3 separate regions of the Homo sapiens genome follow, and all the other regions are linked to region 3. A link is an interaction called in ENCODE POLR2A ChIA-PET data of the cell type or tissue named here. Cell type or tissue: Caco-2. All regions are shown on one strand. Region 1 overlaps SULF2 (sulfatase 2). Region 2 overlaps NCOA3 (nuclear receptor coactivator 3). Region 3 holds the start of LOC100131496 (a long non-coding RNA gene).

The links. ChIA-PET counts read pairs that join two places held together with the same protein. Peaks named below come from ENCODE experiments on the same cell type or tissue, not always from the same donor. Only the 100,000 strongest peaks of a DNase experiment are listed, where the experiment ranks them.
Region 1: POLR2A ChIA-PET joins it to region 3 with 8 read pairs; 2 of 35 experiments call an interaction of 5 or more read pairs at or near these places.
Region 2: POLR2A ChIA-PET joins it to region 3 with 6 read pairs; 3 of 35 experiments call an interaction of 5 or more read pairs at or near these places.

What each region holds. Positions count from the first base shown.
Region 1 is chr20:47,663,081-47,667,080 of GRCh38, forward strand. SULF2 (sulfatase 2) reads right to left here. Exons shown (of 21, transcript NM_001387048.1): 12 at 3,180-3,408; 13 at 2,777-2,873; 14 at 2,119-2,213; 15 at 1,050-1,109; 16 at 373-542; 17 at 1-132. Among named protein-coding and RNA genes, the nearest start is that of SULF2, 120 kb to the right of the region's middle. RefSeq lists enhancers at 126-175, 986-1,125, 1,156-1,205, 1,739-2,724, 2,725-3,708. In Caco-2, a CTCF peak has its summit at 858 (motif pointing right); DNase peaks (open chromatin) are centred at 411, 871, 2,361, 3,371 and 1 weaker place.
Region 2 is chr20:47,577,316-47,581,315 of GRCh38, forward strand. The region is part of intron 1 of NCOA3 (nuclear receptor coactivator 3); the gene reads left to right. Among named protein-coding and RNA genes, the nearest start is that of NCOA3, 77 kb to the left of the region's middle. In Caco-2, no CTCF peak of the experiment used is centred here; no DNase peak of the experiment used is centred here.
Region 3 is chr20:47,317,600-47,321,599 of GRCh38, forward strand. The region is part of intron 2 of ZMYND8 (zinc finger MYND-type containing 8); the gene reads right to left. LOC100131496 (a long non-coding RNA gene) reads left to right here and starts at 903. Exons shown (of 1, transcript NR_024594.1): 1 at 903-3,155. RefSeq lists enhancers at 1-340, 1-723, 724-1,640, 1,641-2,559. In Caco-2, no CTCF peak of the experiment used is centred here; DNase peaks (open chromatin) are centred at 792, 1,512, 2,362, 3,942 and 1 weaker place; H3K4me3 peaks cover 184 bases.

The sequences.
Region 1 (4,000 bases), 350 kb after region 3:
CTGTGTTGAGATCAAAGTACTCTAGGAAGCCAGTTGCAAATTCACAGAAGAGGAAATTGTGAGTCTCATTGATGGTCCTCATGCACCAGTACGTGTTATTGTTGGCGCTGGTGCAGGCACAGAAAGGCCCCACTGCCAAGGAAGAGAGAGCATGTCCTGAGTGCCTGCGGGAGGAGGCCCCATCTGCCAACAGTGATTCCTGTCAGGGACAGCCCCTAAAACCAGTTCGTCAAATGCCAAGAGGCTGTCCCGAGCACCGTGGACCCCTGGTGTTGGGGACCCCCTTTCTGAGAGAGGTCTGGGTCACTAAGTGGAGAAGTTTCTTGAACCCCTGGGCCTCAGCCTGTCCACCCCTGCCCTGGGCTTGCTCACGTGTCCAGAAAGGCGCCGTCTGCCAGTGCTGGTTGTCGTGGGTGAAGCACGTGAGGCCTGGCATGCTGCACGTGTCGTTGTTCTGCAGGCGCTTGAGCAGCTTGCGGAGTTTCTTCTTGCGCTTCTGCTCCCGCAACAGCCACACCTTGTCCTTCTCTTGCAGGCCCTTCCTATGGGCGCAGAGGGCCACACACACCTTGGGCCTCTGAGGGATCAGTGACCCCATGTCTCTGCTCTTCCTGTCCACCTAAGGGCTTCGCTGAGGCTTCTCCAACAGAGAGCCATGGGCATAGCAATTCAGGGTCCCAAGTCCCAGTGCTGCTCCAAGGCAGAGCCGGGACCAGAACCTGGGTCTTGTCATTCTACTTTAACTCCCAAGGGGGCACAAGCTGGGGACAGAACCAGGCAGCTACTGGGACTCCTGTTGACACCCCTTTCCCCTCCTTCCTGTGTCCTGCCCTGCTTGGTGGAGTTGCGGTAACCCCATTTAGCCACAAGGGGGCGTCGGAGGCCCGCTCAGTGTTGATTGGGAAGTAAGGCCTCTTCGAGGGCTACCGTGGACTTCCCAGGGAAGGGCCTGGACTTCTTTCCTTTTCTTCTGAGTTTTAGCTTAAGGGAGGGCCACCTCCTCATGCAGGCCTCTGCATCTCTTCCCCAGGACCTCAAGCTGCTCTTACCTGAAAGGATGCAGACTGGAGCCTCTGTGCTTGAGGCGGCCTTTGTGCTGGGTGTGGTAGCTGTAACAGACCCCCCCAGCCCCAGGCTTCAGGAGTGGCTCAGAGGGCTCCGCTGGCAGGTGCAAGCTGTGATTTCTGGGACTCCCATGTGTTGCTGCTGCCCCACCCCTGTCCCTCCTTCTGGGGTGGTGGTGGGTAGGGCATGACCCTATCCTCAGGGCAGCAGGTGCCTGCCTGAGTGGCTTCTTTCTCCAAGCATGAGCCAGGACTCTGCCTGGACTTTTGCTAGACTTTAGCAGGTTGGGTTAATTGTAATTTAGCCACGACTAGAAGCTGGGCCTGGCTTTAGGTGCATCAGCCTCAGCATCCTTTTTCCTTTCTTTTTTGATGGTTAATTTTACATGTCAAAGCCTCAGCATCTTGAGGTTGGTTCCCTCACCACCCTGCCTACTCACACTTGGTCGGGGTCAACACAGGGAAGCCTGTGTTTTGCAACACTTTCTGGAAAGACAGCAGGGCTTCTACAGCTGTGCTGTCCAGTATGGTAGCCACTGGCCACAGGTGGCTACTTCAATTTGAATTAAGCAAAATAAAAAATTTGGCTCCTTAGTGACACTAGCCAAAATTTTAAGTATGCACCAGCCACGTGTGGTGTAGTGCAGATATAGCCCATTTCCGTCAGCACAGAATGTTCTATTAGAGCTGTTCTAGAGTTCAGTCCTTTGGGCCAGGGGACCCCTAAGCCGGGAACATGGACCTCAAACCACATGGGGGATTTCTGAAAGGGCAATCGGCAGAGGCACTTTTCCGGCCTGGAGCCGGCTCTGCGCAGCCAGCACGGGTCTCTTGCTAGCAGTACTGGAATCTGGGCGCCAGCCTGGCTGAGGAGCAGGTCCGTGTGCCACACTGGCTGACAACAGGGAGGTAAATTACGGATTTTTTTAATGCCATGAGGGGAGAAGATAAAGATAAAAATAAAAAATGAAAGGGGTCAATCACGAGAGGGGATGAACTGAACTGTCCTGTAGGAGAGTGGGGTCTTAGGGAGGTCCCTTTGCTACTGCCTCACCTGATTTTGTGACAGTCACATTCTTCTGGCCGCTTTTTCTTCAGGTGACCTCGGACTTCCCTCAGGTTCTTAATTTTGTTCTGCAGGGTTTCAATCTGAGGGAGGGGCAGAAGAGGAGGCCTTGAAACCTTCAAGGCTGGACAACAAAGACTTGGCCTGGTGACTGCCCCCACGCTGCCGTGTCTGTGCTCAGCAGCGGCAGCCTGCACTCCCCGGGCCCCAGGGCAAGCACCGGCATGTCTGGGTGGGGAGGAGGTACTTGTTCTGCCTGAAGGAAGCCCGCCTTCTCCTCCAGCCAGCCCTTGCAAGGGAACCGAGTCATTTTTCCGGCCTGGCCTGCGCAGGAACCCGCTGAGCCCACTGAGGCCTCCAGTGTCTCCCCTGGGTTTGATGAAAGGCCTCCTGTAGCGTAGACTTCTTGTAAGTCAAAAGGGGGACAACGTGGCTAAGCCATCGTCCCTCAGACGGCCTGGGCAGGAAGCTATCTGTCTCATGCTGGGACTGACACCTATCCCCGCGTTGAGGAATCTGTGGGGACCTCACTTCACCTCTCCAGCCTCTTCCCTGGGTCTGGCCTCACTGCCCTCCCACTGTGAACCGGGGGTCCTGCCAGGCCCGTGGTGGCCGAGAGCATGCTCCTCTCCCGCTCTCCACTCACCTCGTGGTCGATGTGCAGCTTGTGGTCTTTCCAGGCCTGCAGGGACTTGTACAGGTCCAGGTCACACTGGACTGTGTCGTTCTCTAGGATGTAGCACCTGCTTGAGAGAAGGGATCACGTGTGGCTCGGAGGTGGTGGAGGGGGAGCAGCCCAGGTGCCCAAGAGGTGTGGGAAGCCCTTGCCGAGGTCTGTCCTGTCCCCTTCACCCTCGACTTCCACCTGGACACTCACCGATGTGTCACTTTAATGGGGTTGGCGGCTGAATAGTCGGGAAGGCCTCCAGTGCCACTGAAGTCCCCACCATCCTTGTCATCTTGGTCCTCAGGGGCCCAAGAGGTGTGGGAAGCCCTTTGCCGAGGTCTGTCCTGTCCCCTTCACCCTCGACTTCCACCTGGACACTCACCGATGTGTCACTTTAATGGGGTTGGCGGCTGAGTAGTCGGGAAGGCCTCCAGTGCCACTGAAGTCCCCACCATCCTTGTCATCTTGGTCCTCAGGGGCCCCTGGCCAGTGCCGCTTGGTGAGGTTTCGGGGCTGGGCGGCATCACCCAGGCCTACGTGGTACACCCTGCCGTCCACCTCGATGGCCACTGAGCGGATGGAGCGACTGCGGACATAGCTGGCCTTGTACTCTGTGGGCATTAGAGGAGTGGCAGAGTTAGGGAGGCAGGAAAGGCTGGCCAGGCTCCCAGGGCAGTGGGTCCTTCATCAAGATAGGGCCGGGCTTCCAAGCATGAGGCTCAGCTTTGCCTGCGACTCGAGGGGTCGTGGAATCTACCCGCCTGCTCGCAGATCCTGGACCGCAGGGGAGGGCCTCGAGGTGATCACACCGGCAAGACGGAAGTCCTGGAGCCAAGAAGCCACTGACTCAAGAGGATTTCAAGCGAGAGCTGCTTGCGGGTAAACAAATGGCGGTACATCATCTGTACAACGGAATATGCGACCAGAACCAGGAGCGAGGTTCTGATTCACGCTAGAGCGTGGATGAATGTCAAAAGCAGGCGGAGTGAAACCAGCCAGACACAAAGCGGGCTCGTATTGTTACATTCTATTTATAGGAACTACCCAGAATAGGTAAATCTATAGCGGCAGAAAGAAGATTGGTGATTGCCAGGGGCTGGGGGAGAGGGTAGTGAGGAGTGACTGCTTTGTGGGTACGGGGTTCCCTTTTGGGGTGATGAAATGTTTTGGAACTAGGTAGAGGTGTGCAACACTGTGAACCTA
Region 2 (4,000 bases), 260 kb after region 3:
TGGTTATGACAACTCTGGACATAATTGCAGAAATTGTACAATTAATGCCTCCCCCTTTGGCTGAGATAAATGGTTTTGGATTTGTCTTGCTTTCACATGTAAATAGTGTTGAACAGTTAACAACCCCATGAAAAAGGCAGGGTAGTTTTTCTCTATTCTTTCCTTATACTCTCATGGGACTCTGGTCTTTTTAATTCTTCCTTTTATCCATGGTGTCTAGCACAATGTGGCACATGGATGCTTAGCAGATGCTTACTGAATGAACATAGCTTTCATTTTAGGAACTTTAGGTCTGTTTATACCTGCTTCCCTTTTCCTAATTAATTGATGGCAGCAACTGTGATTTGCTTATTTCCAAGTGCCAGTGCAGTGCCTGATTCTAATAGATACACAGCAAGCATTTAATTGAAATCGAATTAAAATCTAACACAAGATCATTTCAAGAAGCAGGACTTTACAAAATCTAGGTTTTCAGAAGCCAAGGCGTCTGTTTTCACTGCGTTATTATGAATTTTCAGGCTGATTCCGTATAGAACTAAATGTTTAATTTATTAAATATGTAGAATACATTATAAGTCAGCTTGATTCTTTCTAGTATATATCACAAGATATGTGGTAATACCTGTCTTTATTTTACTAGACATGCATATGCTGTAATTTGAAATAATTCCTTGTCCCCCACTCCCTTATCAAGAAGATTATAGCATTTAAAAAAGATTGTTATAAATGTCTTACCAATGTTCTCCTGGGAAGCAAATACATTTTTACTTAATTGAACATACAATAATGGACTAAGTAATGGGAAAAAAAAATTCTTAAACTGAGTTAAGTTTATATAGCTCAAAAAAAGTGGTACCATTTTATATAACTTTATTATTATTATTTTTTAAGACAGAGTCTTGCTCTGTTGCCCAGGCTGGAGTGCAGTGGCGCGATCTCAGCTCACTGCAACCTCTGCCTACGGGGTTCAAGCGATTCTCCTGCCTCGGCCTCCCGAGTAGCTGGAACTACAGGCGCCCACCACCACACCCAGCTACTTTTTGTATTTTTAGTAGAGATGGGGTTTAGCCATGTTGGCCAGGCTGGTCTCGAACTCCTGACCTCAGGTGATCTGCCCACCTCGGCCTCCCAAAATGCTAGGATTACAGGCATGAGCCACTGCACCCAGCCCCATTTTATATAACTTGAAATGTTCATATGATTTTCAACTTGCATTTGGTCTTCTCCTTTCATTATAGCTACAGATTAGCTGTAGTTGATTGTTGCAAGTGAAACCTGTGGTTAGAGTTTTGATCAAAGATACTTATCACTTGATAAATAATCCCAACTGCAAAAGTGTTGGATTTTGACGTTAAATTTAACACTAATATTTTGCAGCCTTTAACCTGAAATTCATTTGGTGACCCAGTCTACTCTGTAGTACTTTGAAGATTATTGAGCAACAGCTAGCTTTTCCCAGTGACAGTGGCTCCCCTTTTCTGTGATTTTAGGGAAGTGAGGAAGGAGATCCTGGGAGCAGTGCCAGTGGGAGCTTGGAAAGAACAATGGGTTTAATATGATTAATTGTAGAATCCTTGCCCCTTTTCATGTTCAACAGTAAAAGAAAAACATGTTTATAATATTCAGTGGCTGCTTTTTGCCCTGTTGGTGTTTCCAAGCATTATATATTATATAGTTTGGATTTTCCTGTGTATCAACTCCTCTCCCCAATTTTATTCTTTGTTCTGGCTTTGAGGCATATCTTCTCAGACTAGCTATTAACAAGGCTTAATTTGATGTTTGATTTCCCCTCACGTCCTTTTAGGTCTCTGGTGATGAAGGCTTAAAATAAAAACCTAAAACTAAAACAGGGGCCATGTTGTCCAAGATGGACTCAGATTCCTGAGCTCAAGCAATCTTCCTGCCTCAGCCTCCTGAGTAGCTGGCGTTACAGGTGTGCGCTGCCATGCCTGGCCTGGTGATGCAGGTTTTGGTAATGTAGATGTCATCAGTAAACCATTAATTCTACTAGAAAATTTAATGTCCCTGTTACCTTCTCAGATGTCTAATGTTTCTGGAACTTCTCACATTTAGTTTTATGTCAGTATGATTTGGTTTTTGTATGTGTGATTGATGAAAATCTGAATTGTGAAAAGGGATAATCTTGTTTTTGATAAAGAAAAAAAATACTGTCCTAAGAAATCTGCTAGGATTGTTGCCTTTGCAGAATCTTTTTTCCAGACAAGTTTAACTCACCAGCAAATTTACTAACAGTTCTATACTTACAGGATCCTGGTATATAGTAGTACTCCTTTCCAGGTTCCTGGTAGGCAAGCCAATCATTGTTCTGTGACTATTTGCGAATCTCTCTGGTTTAATTATACACTTCCTTGGAGGGGAGAATTTTGTACCTGGCTTGTCTTTGTGTTACTGAACTGAACTGGGTCTATTTTTCTGTGTATGCAATGGAAAGCTGAACACTAAGCACCAAGTTTTTGTAGGAAGAAAAGTTTATTGCAAGGCTGCTGTGTAAGGAGACAGGAGTTGGGCTCAAATCTGCCTCTCTGAACTAGAGTTTGGGTGCAGGTTTTATATTTGGAGAGTAATGAGGTGTGATCTGAGTGGATCCTGCCATGGGATGATGTCAAGGCTTGATTTGGTTGCATCTTCTGTCCTGCCATGTGGTGTCTGCTCTTATTCATTCGCTGTTCCTCAGTTTGATCATTTAGATTCCACCCATGGTTGCATTCTTTGTTCATCTGGGCATGCTGACTTTACATGATCTTCCACCTGGGGGTCCAGCAGTTAACATTTGGGTCCAAGGGTGCAGATTGGCAGGGTCAGCATTCCTTTGAGAAGTACGAAGACCAGCACTATAACACTGGAGTATTAATCTAGGCCCTCTCACCACCTTCTACACGAGGCAGCAGTAATTGTTTCCTAGGTCCATTATGCTACTAGATACTTTCTGACTCAAATTCCTTTCCTGGCCGGGCACGGTGGCTCATGCCTGTAATCCCAGCACTTTGGGAGGCCGAGGTGGGCAGATTTCTTGAGGTCAAGAGTTCGATACCAGCCTGGCCAATGTAGTGAAACCCTGTCTCTACAAAAATTAGCTGGGCATGGTGGCATGCACCTGTAATCCCAGCTACTCGGGAGGCTGAGGCAGGAGAATCGCTTTAACCCGGGAGGCAGAGGTTGCAATGAGCCGAGATCATGCCCCACTGCACTCTAGCCTGTGCAACAGAGTGAAACTCCATCCCCCACCCCCATCCCCCCAAAAAATCCTTTCCTTATCCCACCTCTTTTGTTCCTTAGGTGCTAACCCCACCCCATGACCCTCCTTCGTCTTTCCTAATAAAGGAAAAAACATAAGAGAACCATTTTAGAAGTCAAACCTGATTTAAAACAGGGCCAGAAGATCTTAGAGGTTCTTTACAGAAGTTCTGCCTACCTTTTCTCCGTTCATCTTACACGAATTAAATTGGATAGCATAAAAATTCAAGTTAAAAAACATAACATTCGGTCCGGTATGGTGGCTCACACCTGTAATCCCAACACTTTGGGAGGCCGAGGCAGACAGATCACTTGAGCTCAGGAGTTCAAGGCCAGCCTGGGCAACATGGTGAAACCCTGTCTCTACAAAAAATATAAAAATTAGCTGGGTATGATGGTGTGTGCCTGTAGTCCCAGCTCCTTGGGTAGTTGATGTGGGAGTATTGTTTGAGCCTCGGAGGTCGAGGCTGAGGTGAGCCATGACCATACCACCACACTCCAGCCAGTCTGGGCACAGAGTGAGATCCTGTCTCAAAAAGAAAAAGAAAAAAGCTACAACTTTGGTGCACAAAATTATTAAAAATATTATATAAAATTACCTTCAGGCTGTGTGTATAAGTAACATAAATGAATTTTATGTTTGGACTTGGGTTTCTTCCCCTAGATATCTCAGTATGCATATGCAAATATTTAAGAAATCTGAAAAAAATTCGAGACACTTATGCTTCTAAGCATTTTGCATAAG
Region 3 (4,000 bases):
CGAAAAGAGAAGCTTGGTCCACAGGCTGAGACAGGCATGACAGGCCACAGGAGTAGGGCAACCAACCATGTGCTTAGCTGGGTCCCGGGCAAACCAGGACACATAGGTCAAGGCATATGCTCTCATGGGCCAGGTTGCAAACGACAGAGAGGCAGGATGCCACAGTGGTGGGGAATCAGCTTTCTGGCGTCAAAATGCATGCAGAACCTGGCTGTGCTCTCCCCTGCAGTGTGACCGTAAAAAGGCAACTTAACCTCTCTGTGCCTCAGAGAGTTTACCACTTTACAAGTGGTACCTTGTAAAGTTATCGAAGAAGTCAATGAGTTAATTCACGTAAAGCTCTTAGTATAATACCTGGCAAATAGTAAGCACCTATTCAATGGTAACTAATGGGTAACTGTATTTTTTTTAACCAATCACTCTTCCTCCTTTTCTTGCTTCTCTTCCACCTCCTCCCCGACTACCGCCCCCCACTCCAAAAACACAGCTTGCTTTCTGGAAGGAGCATGTTAAATCAATTCCACAAGTTCAAAGCTATGGAAAACACCGGCCTGTGTAGACTGGAGACCAGAATCAGCCCAGGACAGGATTTCTGCATTTCAATCAGACTGAAAATGCCAGGTTTCCCCCAGTAACTGTGAAGGCAGGGTCAGAAGCAGAGGCCTGCTCTACAGCCCTTTTCGTAATCACCAGTCCTCCCCTTGGCCTACTTCAAACATGACCACACACTGCTGCTCCCCCAGAAGCAGCAAAGCAGAGCATGGTTAATCACTTCAAAGCGTTTCCCAAAGACACAGAGCAGGTACCCAAACAGGCCTCCCTTCCCCAGGAATATTTGGGGCCCTCCCCAACCAGTAATTACATCATAAAGAGACAAAAGTCCGGAATTTCCTCCTGGCAGAGCATAGAAGTAAGAAATCAGGAGCAAAGGTTGGGGGTGGGGAGGAAGCAAAATTGTCCTCGCAGCAGAGAATGCCTAAGCCAGGAGGAACTTGTAAATGAAAACCGCTCGCATTAGCAAATGATTATTTCCTCCAACGCTGACCGTCTCTTAGACCCACAGAAACTCGAGGACCGGTCTGCACCCTGGCTGACTTGGGCCTGCCAGAGCTGCCGGGCTGAGCCCTCTCCTCCAGAGGACTGCACTGGCCTGAACTGTGCTTATAAAGAATCTCTGCAAATCAACAGGAACTTCTCATCCAGAGCCGGGATAGGGAGGGCTGGAATGGAAATGAGGCTGTGGAATGAAAGGTCACTCTCAACTTGGGGAAAATGGCATTTCACCAGGAACATCAAGTACCTCGGAGGCAGAACATGCGAGGGGCAGGGAACGCCAAGAGGAGGCACTTACCTGCCATTGAGAAAGTGCGGCTGCTCAGAGGGCCTAGCCTCTCTTGTTCAAAAGAGAACAGAGGCTCACCCACAGCAGACATTCCTGCTTCCGGATCCTCAGCGGCCTCTCCCAGGGGGAGGAGGAAGAAGCAAAGAGAACAGGCTAAGAGTCACCACTTACCAGGCCAGCCCCGGTCTTGTACGCATTAGGTCGCCCGGCGGGGCAAGGACACTGTCACCTCTTTGCAATCAGGCAGTCTGAAACCCAGCGACTTGCCTTCATGTCCCCGGGCTTTCGCCTATAATTTATCACCCTCAACAGCAGCTCGGCTGAGCTGAAAGTCTCCGGTGCAGTGCACCGAAGAGCCATTGATTTCGTGGGATTGTGAATAAATACGAGGAACTGCAGTTGTTCTGCTGGCCGAGGTGACAATATCAGAAGGGAGCCTGGGGGGAGGGAAACAGCTGTGGTTTGCATTTTGAAGTTGTTTTTAACATTTTTAGTAATTGTTTCAGATTCTCCAGTTCTGATGCCCCTCTCCTAGAAATGAGAAAACCCATCTTTTATACTTGAGGTATAATCCTTTCCCACTAGACACAGCCTCCTCCACCCTTCTCTCAATAATGCAGAAGTGGTGATTAAAGGGCACATTCATATGTAAAAGGCGAACTTCCAAACTCGCCTGGCAGGACAGAAATTGCTTCAATCTACAGAAAAGAGGCTGATTTACAATTGAATTCAGTGTTTAGCCCTCAACAACTAGAGGCAATAGCAACCGCGGCCCTTTCTCCTCCCCAGCTGGGATGAGGCCCTCTGGAAAAACGACAACATCGCAACAGGAATTTCCTGGATCAAGAATGCCAAGTTCTTTCCAATTTTACTGAGGCAGGATCCGACTCCCTGTGAGAACGCACTGCCCACCACCCACCCACCCCCTCAGCAGGCCCAGGCCCCAAAGGCTCCCTCCAACATGTGTACATGAGGCCCTTCAAACTCGACCGGAACACCACAAAGAATGTGGAGAAACCGGTTGCCTCTGGCCTTTACATTGTGGCTGGCTGAGGAGCTGGTTCTGGTGGCTGACACCCGTTGGCACTATTTATCCAGCCCCTGCCTGGCTTGGGTTCTGGAAATCTCCGGTGGTAGTGGCTTCCAAACTGCAATGGGGAATCGCGGCGTCAGAGGGCAATTCAGAAACAAAAAGACAGTTCTGTGCTGGCAGCATTTGAAGCACAGAAGTGGGTTGGGAGAAGCAAAGGGAAATTAGCTTCAGAAAGGGGGCAGATGAAGGAAGAGGCGCCACTGCTAACCAACCAAGGTCCCCATCTGCCCTGGATGGTATCTCTAAAAGCCACCTAAAGAAGGCAAAATTCTCTACTGAAACGCCAGGTACGAAGGGACAGGCCCTCCACAGTCACCTTGTCACATTCCTTTGGGGAGCGAAGAGTTCAGACCCAACATGTCACCCAAATTACCCTGGCCAGCCACCACGTAAAGATGCTGCGGCTGTGCATGGTGGCTCACGCCTGTAATCCCAACACGTTGGGAGGCCAAGGCGGGCGGATCACCTGAGGTCAGGAGTTCGAGACCAGCCTGGCCAACATGGCGAAATCCTGTCTCTATTAAAAATACAAAAATTAGCCGGGTGTGGTGGCACACACCTGTGGTACCAGCTACTCCTACTGGGGAAGCTGAGGCAGGAGAATCGCTTGACCCCAGGAGGCTGGAGTGCAGTGAGTCGAGATCACGCCATTGCACTCCAGCCGGGGTGACAGAGCAAGATGCCATCTCAAAAATAAATAAATAAAGATGCTTAACATCACTCAGATAGTAGTGGGGTGATTCTAAGAACATGTCCTATTGTCTACAGGGCTCATGGGTGCACAGAAGGATAGACGGGGTAGCCACTGCAACAGGGCTTTGTAGAAAAGTCAGACAGGAACCAACATTGATGCCCATATGTGAAACATCATGATGCAGCCATAAAATGGAATAAAGATGGAATCCCGTCTGCATAGACGGGCATGGTCCAAAATCCAAGTGAAAGGAGACCAGAAATAGAACCAGGGTAAAAGTTTGTTCTCTGAGGCTTCTGGGTTTGCAGAGACATGGAGGAACACCCAGGAAACCCAGTAAACGCTGGACTCCTCTGAATTATTTCTGATCATGTTTACATATTTAACGAAGGTATTTATTAATGGCTTTGGGGAAACTGGGTGATAATGACAATATTTATGGAACACTCACTGCATCCTGGGCACTGCCCAGCCAGGGATCACGTCTGTATCCCTTGTACCCGGCATACAGCAGGAGCTCAGTACACGCCCCCATCATCAAACAAACACTTTTACGGGGCTCAGGTGTTTAGAAGAGTGGAAAGCAGTATCAGCACACCCAGGGGACATCTGGCAATGTCTGGGGACATTTTTGGTTGTCACAACTGGGCAGGAAAAGGAGTTGCGACAGGCATCTACTGGGTAGAGGTGAGGGATGTTGCTAAACATTCTACAATGCACAGGACAGCCCTAAGACAAAGAATGATCAGGCCCAAAGTCCACAGTGCCAAGGCTGAGAAATCCTGGTAGAAAGAAACTTCAGTGAGCTACCAGGCAGGTCTCACCATGTGTAAACACACCACCCACAGAGGTGCATGTATTCATTAAGAAG